Linked DNA regions of Mus musculus: regions 2 and 3 are each linked to region 1. A link is a contact called in ENCODE Hi-C or POLR2A ChIA-PET data. All regions are on one chromosome and are shown on one strand. Each heading gives the region's core, a stretch centred on a gene start or an enhancer-like site at or near the end of the contact. The rest is flanking DNA. Distances are from core to core; before and after follow the strand shown. Region 1 holds the start of Phc2 (polyhomeotic 2). Region 2 holds the start of Zscan20 (zinc finger and SCAN domains 20). Region 3 overlaps Phc2 (polyhomeotic 2).

Region 1 (3,517 bases), core at 834-3,333:
CATGAGTAATTTGACCTTCTATGGAGAAGAGCAGGGCAGAGGCTGTTTAGCCCTGGGGCTGCCTGTATCAACAATGCCCAGTCCCTAGGCCACTTCCTGAACACTCCTTGTGCCTGGGCTTTGAGACCCTTTAAGCACAAAGAGCTCATTTCCTGTGGCCAGGAAAGACGGCACCAGTTCCTGAGGACAGCTCATCTCCCTCATTAAGGCCCTCATAAAACTGCTTCAAGGGCCCTGACTAATGGCTGCTCTCGGCTTGCCAAGCTCCTCTTGGACAAGGAGCCACTCCGGTAATTTGGTGCTAGGAGATGTGCAAGAGAGACCAGGTCCTTTGAGCCCAGGAATTATTTATGGTCCTGAGAAAAGAGAATGACATTTGCAGAGATAACAAGCCTCCACCAGCACAACAGGCTGTTTAATGTGCCACAGGGGATGACAGGCAACTTCTGTGTCCCACTGCCAGGAAGGGAGGAGAGATCTGAGCACGTGGGTTGTGTATCTCATGGGAGATCCTGGGCCAGATGTGGAAATGACCACAGTTAGCAAGGATGGGGTCTTACCCACGGGACCAGGCCTATATTACATATCTTTTATACATTAATTCTTTAATGGCTCTTACCCACTGGACCAGGCCTGTGTAACTAATACATTAGTTCTTTAATGCTTCCAACATTCCTATCCTGTCTTATTGGTGAAGAAACTGAGGCACAAACAGATTATAGAACTTGCCATAGATCACACGGCTGATGAATGGCTAAGCAGAATGTTAACCCAAGTAGGTTTGCCTCTCTGTCTGTGCTCTTAAGTCGCAGTTTAGAAGGAAATTGGATTTTAAGTCAGTCTGGTGGGAAGAAATATTTATATATTTTAAATGATCTTAAAGTGTCTAGATAGTTCATTTAAACCACAGGGCCTAATCCAGTAATCCGTCCATGCTACATTAAAATCAGTGAACCACTGAACTAAACAAGTCCATGGGAGTGCTTGTCCCTTTAAGTGAATTACCAGATCAACAGAGATGAAGGCAGAGAGACAGAATCCTAGAGTCCCCTACCAACTGGGTGACTTTATGTTTTGTGACTTCAACACTTGCCACTTGTCACGGAATATATTTCAATCTTGAGTGACAGTCCTATTAGGGAAGGTGTTCTTATGCCTAAACCTAAGTTCAATGAGCCTGGTATAATGAGGTGCCTTTAGAATATAGCTTTGGAGTAGGATAAGCCAGGATTGGAATCTAAATGTGTGAAGTACTGGAGGAATAAGTATGGACATTTCCTTGCCCAGCTTCGATGGTTCAGTGTCTGGATCAGTAAAGTGGCCATAGCAACAGTGCAATTAAGAGTGGATGTAAAATTTTTTGATAGCTTGAGCACACATGGATTGAATGATTAACTATAGGCTCCTAACAGCTGTTTGGCCCAGGCCTCATCTGTAATATGTGTACCGGGTTTATGCCTCAGAAGGACATTGTCGGGCAGTGCAAAGGTGCTCCACTGCTGATGTATGAAATTTCTTTCGACTGTTTGTATACAGTCTTCCCCTCCACCGCTTGGAATTGTGAAGAACGCAGGAGAGCCCTGGGCCTGATGTTCTCACATTTCCACTTTACAATGTAGTGTGGTGGTTGTGTGACTTTGGGTGTGTGGCTGAGCCTCTCTGAGCATAAACTCGCCCCAGTATCAAATTAAGTTTATGATATGTACTTCCTAAAGCTACCAGAGAGTTAGCTGCAGAAAAGTGTGAGGCACGTGGTTTAAGTGTTCAGAGCCTTTCCGGAATCTGAATTTCCCTGTCTAGACCAATTTGAGGTGCTCTCCATATGCAGAATAGGAAAAGTACCCGGAGTCCCAGTGCGGAGTTCAGGTAGAGGAGATGCTCCAAAGGGATGGCAAGGCTCCAGAGCCTGCGCCCCCTCCTCCGCCCTCCCCTCCGTTGCCATGGCCACCGGTTCAGTCCCAGAGCAGCACCAAGGCGTGTTCAATTCAATCTCCGCCTTCTCCGAGTGACGATTGGCTGGAGTGGGCACGTGACACTCTCCGGTATGCTAATACATGGTAATCGCCCCCCAGGCCCCTCCTCCGCGGGCCACAGCTGGGCAGCCAGCAGGGTGCGCGGCGGAGAGCCGAGGGGGCGGGCTGAGGGGCGGCCCCGGGAGAGCGCGGCCAGGTGGAGGAGGAGCGCGGAGGCCACCGCAGGTAACGGGCGGGCGCGTGCGCGCTGGGGCCGGCTGGCGGCGGCGGGGCGGCGCGCGGGGGACACCCGGCGTCGCGCGGCGGGTTTAACCCTTTGGGCACCCAGCTGTCACGGTGCGGCGAGAGGGCCCTGCGGCGCAAGGCTGGGCAGCGCGGTGGACACCGGTTCACCGCCGACGCGGACCCGGCCGCGATGAGGACCGCGGCGATCTCTGGAGTCAGGGTTTGCGGGAGGCAGTAGGAGAGCCGCTGAAGTCCCTGCAGTCGCGTGATCTCGGGGGCGCGTGGCCTTCTTACATGGAGAGGCCCGCCCCTGCGGCCCGTGTCCTCTGGGGGACTGTGGAGACACCGGGGTCCGGCCTCCCCACCGCGCGCCTGCTCTTCCGTGGCCTGACAGCCCAGCCACAGGCACTTTAGATACCGAGTTAAGCCTGGTGGGGGTTGCTGGGCATCGAAGGCGAGATCGAGATGGTGCGTTGGGGAGCAAACTGTGGTTGTTGTTACTGGAAGAAAAGAGCTCTCTCCTTAAGCAAAGCAGGTCCCACGGTAGAGAAGGAGGGGTGCCCAAGGTAGGCACTGCCCCCTGTTTTCTGACCTGACAACCGTGGGGAACAGACCTTGGGCACTAGAGTATGTTGTCGTGTCCAGAGGAAGCTCCTGTTTTGCTTTAGTTTCTGGCGTATTCTTTTAATGGCTAGGTTTAAATCAACTTCCTCCTCCATCTCCGCGCCTAGGTCTGCTACAGAAATGTTGTCTTCTAATTACCCCTTCCCCCAATTCACTAAGACTGGTGGCCGCATTAGGCTCGTGGTGTAATTTAGCCTTCGCCACAATAGAAATGCTAGCACGGAGCTGTGCTGCTAATATCAAGCCAGCCCCAGGAGGTTTAGTGTGGAGGGGAAATGCTCCAGTCTCTGGGGTATGAAAAGCAGACTAATGTGCTCTCATGGTCGGAGCTTACTTTATGAGTCTCAAATCGTTTCTTCACAACAAGGGGAAACGTGCTTCCACATGAAAAGTCCCAGCGACCAAACCTAGGTTTGCAAATCAAATGCGAATTGTACTTGCAGGTTGCGTATTTATCAACACAACGACAAACACTTGGTATAAACCAGGCACGCTGTTGTGTCTAGAGGATGCTACACTGACTAAGATAATTAGCCCTTGTCCTCAGAGAGGTGGTGGAAGAGACAAACTGTTAGCCAAAGTGATAGCAGAAGAACAGATGCAAGAATGGATCTGTTAAATGTATGCAACGTCAAAGAAGGCTTCCCAGAGAGCATACTTCAGCAAAGTGTTGAAGGATGAATAGGAGTTTGTTG
Region 2 (3,869 bases), core at 53-2,552, 45 kb before region 1:
ATCTAGTGGAAGAGACAAATAATAATAATGATAATTAATAAATTTAAAAGTCACAGATAATTATATTAATCCAATGTCATAAAGAAAGTGTGATTTGGGAGCTGGGAAGTTGGAGGTGGCAATTTGCTTAAGGAACTGTTGATTTGGTTCTTGAGTACAACGCAGAGAGAATGGGGGAGGGAGGTTACAGCAGAGAGGCAGGCTATGAAATAGTAGAGAAGCAAAATGGCCCACCTGGAGAATGGGAAACACCTTGGCAGCCCCGGAGCGTGCAGTATGGGAAAAGTGGGCTGCAAAGAGCATTATGAAGAATCTACTAGATCAGATTCCATTCAACACGTGTTGCATGCCAGGGATGGATTCCAAGCTGGAGAACAAACGGAAGGTATACAGTTGAGGGTTTCAACAGATCACACTAGCTGCAATGTTTCTCCGAGTTGGAGAAATGAAAATGTGGACACTTCTGCAGAGGCTCCCGGAAGACAGAGGTCATTTTAAGAGATACTAAAGAAATGGCAAGCCTCGAACAGTGTACAGCAAACGGCGTGGATGAAGAAGAATGCAGGCGCAGGTGGAATCAGCTGGTAAAACAAGTAGGTCAGTGGGCGGGTCAGCAGGGGTGGGCGGGTCAGTCGAGGGTGGGCGGGTCAGTAGATAAAGATGCCTTTCACTTCTATCAGTTATGAGGAAAGAAGTACAGGTTTGGGATTGAACACAATAGCCAGTCCCGTCACAGATGACATGAACGCAGGTGTCGAGAATGAAGCACTATTTTAAGGTCAGACTTTCCGCTCAGGGCCTCTTCACTTCTTTGCCAGGGCCCTTGAGTTCTCTCTTCCCTTGATTGTGCTTTTCTAGACCCTAAGGTAACTTCCCCTCACAGCCAAAACGCATCTCTACCACCTTACCCACAGACCTCGGTAAGACCCGTCTCACTGCCCGCCTCTCCAACTCACTCTTCATCCCGACCCCTCGGTGACCCTGCCCATCTCCACACGCTGCAGCCTCTGCCCGCCCGCACTCCCGCCCCGACACACACACACACACACACACACACACACACACACACACACACGCCACGATGCTTGCTTTCCCCTCTCACCTTCCCAGCTCCCCTCCCCCGCGGGTACCACCACCTCCAAAGCCTCCAGCCCAGCGCCTGATTCTCAACTGCACCCCATCCGCCACCCAGACTCACCCACAGAGACACCCACTTCTCAACAGGCCGGAAGTGCTCCCGGGCTCTTGCAGGGGATGCTGGGACGCATAGTCCCAGCGCCGCCAGCCCTGGAACCCGATCTCTGAGACCACAACTCCCAAAAGGCAACGCGCGAGCACCGGTGGCCACTCCTCTATCGGCCGCCTCTCAGATGACGTCAGCCAATGAGTGCCTCATCTTCTCAGGCGCTCTGGTACCGGAACAAATCTTGCAGGGCCAATGCCTGGGGGGGTGTAGCTCGATACTATTCTCTTCCATTGGTTCTGCGGTGACGGTGCCGCCTACTGGGTGGAGTCTAGATTAGAAGGGCGTGGGGTCGGGGTCTACTGAAGAAGCGTGGGGCCCCCTGGGTTGAGCTGGAGAGAGTAGGGAAAAATAATAAAAAAAGGAAAGAGGGTGAATACAGTGACCATCTATTGGGCAAGAGAGAGTTTGTCTGTTGTAACTACAATTTCAAATTCACAAATTCACAACTTAGTTGAGTGGTTTGGCAGAGTTCTATATCTCACCTCTTCACTTGTGAAGTAAGAATAATAGCATTCATGTGACAGGTTTATGTGAGGCATCAGTGAGGCAATAAACCTAGAACTGTTAATTCGGATCCAGGATCCAACTATAGATAGCAGATACTAGCCATTTTTATGTAAATTAGTCTTACGGAGTTTGAATCCCTGGGTGTCAGAAACACGTTAATCCCTGTAGCTGAATAATCTTAGTGTAATACTTAGTTGCTTTGTTCCACGGTCCTGGCTAGTTTCATGCGAACTTGACACGAGCTTGAGTCATCAGAGAAAAGAGAGATTCCGTGAAGAAGATGCCTTCATAAGAGGGACTATGGGAGAACTTGCGGGACTTTCTCGTAATGATTGATAGTGGAGGGCTCAGGCAATTGTGGGTGGGGCTACCCCTGGGCCGGTGGTCTAGGGTTCTGTAAGAAAGCAGACTGAGCAAGCCAGTAAGCAGCGTTTCCTCCATGGCCCCTGCATCAGCTCCTGCCTCCAGGTTCCTGCTTTGTGGGAGTTCCTATCCTGGCTCCCTCCAGTGACAGATTACAACGTGGAAGTGTAAGCCGAATAAACCCTTTCTTCCCCAAGTTGCTTTGGTCACTGCGTTTTGTCATAGCAATAGAAACCCTATGATAAACACTGTAAATACTCTTGAGGTATGAGCCATCTAATAGGAAGCTGGAAATGTGGGTCTTGTAGTCAGTCAGCCATAGATTCAAACCCCAATTCATACATCCCATCTGTATGTCCTTGAACAAACAAACAACTCCATCACGATTGTCTTTTTTTTTTTTCAGCTGTAAAATTTAGGTGACAGAACAAAACCTCCATCTCAGGGTAGGTTCCTGGGAGATTAAAGATAATATGTAGGTAAAACATGGAGTCCAGCCACTTGCTTTCAATGTGGGATCTATGCCTTGATACTCCCTAGCTGCAAAGCCTCCAGCAAACTCCAAACGCCTCTTTTGTAAACATGTTTGTGTGGATAGATGCACTGTGCATGCAGGTGCATGTGCCTGTGGAGGCCTGAGGTCAAAATGAATGCCCTTTTTGGAGCATTCTCCACCCTGATTACTAGAGTGAGGGTCTCTTACTGAACTGAAGGATCCAGCTAGGTTAGCTAACCCATGAGCTCTGGGAATCTGCCTGTCTCTGCCTCCCCATCCCACTTGCCAGTACAGGCGTTACCTATGGCACTGACACTCCTGGCTTTTATATGAATGCTGAGGACCTGAACTGAGACCCTTATTGAACATGTGGCAGGTACCTTATCAATTGTGCTACCTCCCTGTGGTGACTTGAATATCCTTGGCCCAGGGAGTGGCACTATGAGGAGGTGTGGCCTTGTTGGAGGAAGTGTGTCACTGTGGGGGTGGGCTTTAAGACGCTCTTCCTAGCTGCCTGGAAAGAGTCTTCTGTTTGCCTTCAGAACAAGGTGTAGAATTCTCAGCTCCGGGCTGGTGAGATGGCTCAGTGGGTAAGAGCACCTGACTGCTCCTCCAAAGGTCCAGAGTTCAAATCCCAGCAACCACATGGTGGCTCACAACCATCCACAACAAGATCTGACGCCCTCTCCTGGAGTGTCTGAAGACAGCTACAGTGTACTTACATATATTAATAAAATAAATCTTTTAAAAAAAAAAGAATTCTCAGCTCCTCCAGCGCCATGCCTGCCTGGATGCTGCCATGCTTCCAGACATGATGATAATGGACTGAACCTCTGAACCTGTAAGCCAGCCCCAATTAAAGGTTGTCCTTTATAAAAGTTGCCTTGGTGTATGGTGTCTCTTTATAGCAATGGAAATCCCAAACTAAGATACTCCCCTAAACTGCTAAGGCTTCAGTTTCCTCGTCTGGAGAATGGGTGTAATAATACTGAAATCTTCCTTTGAGTGTTGTTGGGAAAAAAATATGCAAAGTTTGTGAAGAGCTTGTCTCCCTCCTGGCGTTCATAAGGTTGAACGACTACTGGCTATTATTTCTATTGAGACCCATGAAACTTGAGCAAATTTGACAGTAGCTAGCATTGGGAAAGGGCTCACTACGTCAGCTAGTATTGCATTTGGGGGAATTCTACATCTTAGTTTTAGTAACTCACTTCAAATTCCTTAGCTAGAAATTATATTCTAGCCGGGCAGTGATGG
Region 3 (3,397 bases), core at 30-2,529, 43 kb after region 1:
AAGACAAACCCCGCCCTCACACCTTACTCCCCAGCCCAGCCCAGAAGGGGTAAGATCAAATCTTTCTCTTTCTTCTGCGAATGCTTGTCAACAAATCAGCACCAGGTTGGAGCATAAACGCTCGGTAGAATCTGCCTTTTCTATGGTACCAAGAAATATCAGGCCTCAGCAGGAAAAGGCTGCTGATGTGAGCGCACGCTCTTGTGTTTTGCTATGAGGTCATTGTCTGGCTTGCTAGAGCAGTGGTCTGCTCTAGCTATGCCTCTGACACTTCTGTCTTGTTGCCTTTCCTTAATATACTTGGTTTACTTTCTTTGATTACCTACATACACCCCCGCCATGTGTGTATGTGTTCCTGTGTGTGTGTGTGGGGGGGGGGGGGGGTATGAGTGCATGTGTATAGGCGCATGCATGTGCATGGAGTCCAGAGGTCACTGTCAGGTGTCTTCCTCTATTGCTTATCCACTTGATTTTTTTAAGACAGGGCTTCATACTGAGCTGGGAGCTTGCTGAGTTGACTAGACTAGCTGGCCAGCAAGCCCGGGCGGGGATCCTGCCCTCTCTGCACCCTGCCACCCAGTGCTGGGGTTCCAGGTGCATGGTGAGCCGTCCAGCTTTTTAGGTCCTTAGGGATCAAGTTCAGGCCCTTGAGCTTGCTGGGCACGCATTCCATCCGCTGAGCCATCTCCCTGTTCTCTTTACCTTGATCTAGGTTTGTAAGAGACACGGCAGGCACAGAGGGAGGTCAGGAGGGAGGTTTGAGCTGCCCAGTGCCTCCGTACCTTCACAGTGCTGCCGGAGCTCTGCGAAGGATGGGGGTGTAGGGATTCACCCTGCAACCTGGAGGTGGAAGGGGGTCTCCCCTAGCTCCCTCAGTCTAGAGAACTGAATTTTCAATCATTGTCTCCCCCCTCGAAGAGAGAGGCACCCAGGAGGAACCCTTCATGCTGCCTTTTCAGACTCTACACAGAGGCCAATATGCTGGTACCAGGAGCAGCCATTGTGGGGGGGGGGGGCCCTAGACCTCTCTCTTCCTGTCAAGCCCTGATCCCATTAGAAAGCCTCATCCCGCTGGACCTGCGGTCTCTGGTGAGGGTTTAAGAGCTGTTTTCACTATCTTCCCCCTCTGCCTCCCTGGAACACCATCACAGCCATAATCCACAGCAAATGGATTTCCCTGACCCTGGGGACAAAGGCCTAGTGTTTCCTAGACTTGGCGGCTCCTGAAAGGACAGAACCATCAGCATTTCTCCAGCTGCCGGGTCTCAAGCCCTGTAGGCCTCAGAGACCTGTAATAAGATCGCTATCCAAGCCAGTTCCAGTCAGCACATCGCTCAAAGTGGTCCCTTGTGGTTGGGAGGGAGGCCTGACTGAAACAGGAACGGCAGCTTTGGAGCTCAGCCTCACACAGAACCACACAGTGAGTTGGAACCAGAGAAAAACATATTTCTAGTTCTGGCTGTCAGCCATTAGTGAGACTTGGCTGTGGTTCACAGTGGGAGTCCACAGGGGTGGGTGGCCTTGGGACGGAATAAGGCAGTCATTAGAAGGAAGAGAAAGGGGAATGAGACTAGGAAGAGGAAATTGAGGAGGAGTGGATAAATGTTTAAAGCATGGGCGCTGTGAAATGTACAGATTCATATTTCTCATGTGGCAGGCAGGCCCTAACGAGAGTCCACAGACAGGCACGTTAGTAGCCCTAGCTAAAACTCCAGGAGGCCTCCTTTGCTTCCCACCCACCCCAAGCTTTGAGGCAGAAGGAACGTGTGAGGAGGGAGAGATGGAAGCTTTGCCACACAAACTGTAGAAGCAGAAGTTGAATGCTGCCGGAGTGTTCCACGCTCTTTGCATGAGGAGACCAACTCACTTCTGGTTTCCCCTCAGGATGAGTCCCAGCCCTCTGGCTGGGTAAGTCCAGTTAGCCCTGGCTGCTGGGCATCCCTCCCATGGTCCTAGAAGAGTCAAAGCCATGTTACCTTGAATAAATCATTCTTTTCCTCAGAAACTAGGCCTTGGTTTTTGTCTAGGAAAAACAAGGGAGTTTGTGGTAATGTCTGATTTCTGGAACTGTTTGATGGGTACATATGTGTAATATCGTGTATGTATAAATGATGTAGAAGGATGGTTTTGTACAAATATTTGATAAACAGTAATTAGAGGATTCAGCCGAGTAATCTCCATTACTTTGCTCTGGTATGTTCTGACAGGGACTGGGCCCAGTGTCACTGCAACAGTGGGCCAGGTCAACACACCTGGCTTTGGACTGCCAGTTTTGTGATGCCCTTAGATAAATTAGATAGCTCCTCCCCATCTGTCTCTGTCTATATCTATATTTTGAAACAATCTTACTACTCTATAGTCCAAGCTAACTCAAACTCATCATTTAACACTTTACTCACAGTAATCCTTCTGCCTCAGAACACTTGGCTTAGATAATTTCTTATTGACAAAATGGGACATTAATAACTACTCTCACAGTAGTCATGAGTATACCCAAAGCATCTACTGTCGAGTAAACAGGCAGTGGTACTGAGCCATCTCTACGGGTAGACTAGAGACCACAGGTAAAAGCTATGATGAAACCATGAGTAGTTTATGTTCTAAAAAGAGGCAGAAACTAAGCTTTCAGGGAGCAGAAGGAGCAGGGCCTGAAGCTCCAGGCATGCAGGGGTACAGTTGACACCATGGGTACAGGAGCAGACACCAAGAACATGACTTCCTTGCAGTAGGCCATTATGAATGTGAGACAGGCAATCACCAACTGTGCCAACAGCCTTCCCATTGGATGGCTTAAGCGACGTAATGATTGACTATGAAGGGGGAGGACTTCAAGGAAGCAGCATTCCATGCTATTCCCCAGGACTCACCTGCACTGCTGACCTGAACAGTATGGTAATGAAAACTGGAAGGAAGGCATTTCGGGGGACAGGGACAGCGTCAGTAGCCACAACAGTAAGCCCGGGGGTGAGATACTGCCAGGTAACCAAGATTTTTCAGGTCAGTCACAATAATCCTGAGCCCGAGGGGTTGCAGCGTGTAGAAGTGGGAAAGACAGGAAGGATCAACACAGGTCCTGACATATACCAGGTAGCTTGAGGGGACCTCTGTGAGTCACAGAAACACTGGTAATTCAACAAATGGCACAAGAACATCTGGATGTCCACATTTCCCCCCACGGAGTTGCCCCATGATTCACTGCTTCTTACATAGTAGAGAATTACAACATTGTGCACAGTGGCCGTTGCCAATGGTGGAAACAACCTGAGTGTCATAGGCAGGTGAATGGAGAAGCAAGCTGTGGTATACACAGAGAGACACACATGCACATATGCAAATACATATGCATATATATGCAAATATATGCATGCATATACATACACACAGAGAGATGTGCACA

The links. A loop is a pair of places that touch in the nucleus more often than their neighbours do. ChIA-PET counts read pairs that join two places held with the same protein, here RNA polymerase II (POLR2A).
Region 2: a map of left cerebral cortex shows a loop between it and region 1 (6-fold over the local background). The contact joins the promoter of Zscan20 here to the promoter of Phc2 in region 1. A Hi-C loop is called at or near these places in 8 of 37 maps with a recorded cell type or tissue (adrenal gland, gastrocnemius and left cerebral cortex). POLR2A ChIA-PET finds 5 or more read pairs at or near these places in 1 of 5 experiments (Patski).
Region 3: a map of left cerebral cortex shows a loop between it and region 1 (5-fold over the local background). The contact joins the enhancer-like site here to the promoter of Phc2 in region 1. A Hi-C loop is called at or near these places in 5 of 37 maps with a recorded cell type or tissue (CH12.LX, adrenal gland and left cerebral cortex). POLR2A ChIA-PET finds 5 or more read pairs at or near these places in 1 of 5 experiments (Patski).

What each region holds. Positions count from the first base shown.
Region 1 is chr4:128,652,619-128,656,135 of GRCm38, forward strand. It overlaps Phc2 (polyhomeotic 2), which reads left to right and starts at 2,084. Exons shown (of 15, transcript NM_001195130.1): 1 at 2,084-2,198.
Region 2 is chr4:128,608,796-128,612,664 of GRCm38, forward strand. It overlaps Zscan20 (zinc finger and SCAN domains 20), which reads right to left and starts at 1,303. Exons shown (of 8, transcript NM_177758.4): 1 at 1,199-1,303.
Region 3 is chr4:128,696,897-128,700,293 of GRCm38, forward strand. The region is part of intron 1 of Phc2 (polyhomeotic 2); the gene reads left to right. Among named protein-coding and RNA genes, the nearest start is that of Gm33712, 29 kb to the right of the region's middle. Within about 2 kb of position 1,280, at least 1 of the 3 ENCODE cell types and tissues checked has a DNase peak (open chromatin) inside an H3K27ac peak, as active enhancers do.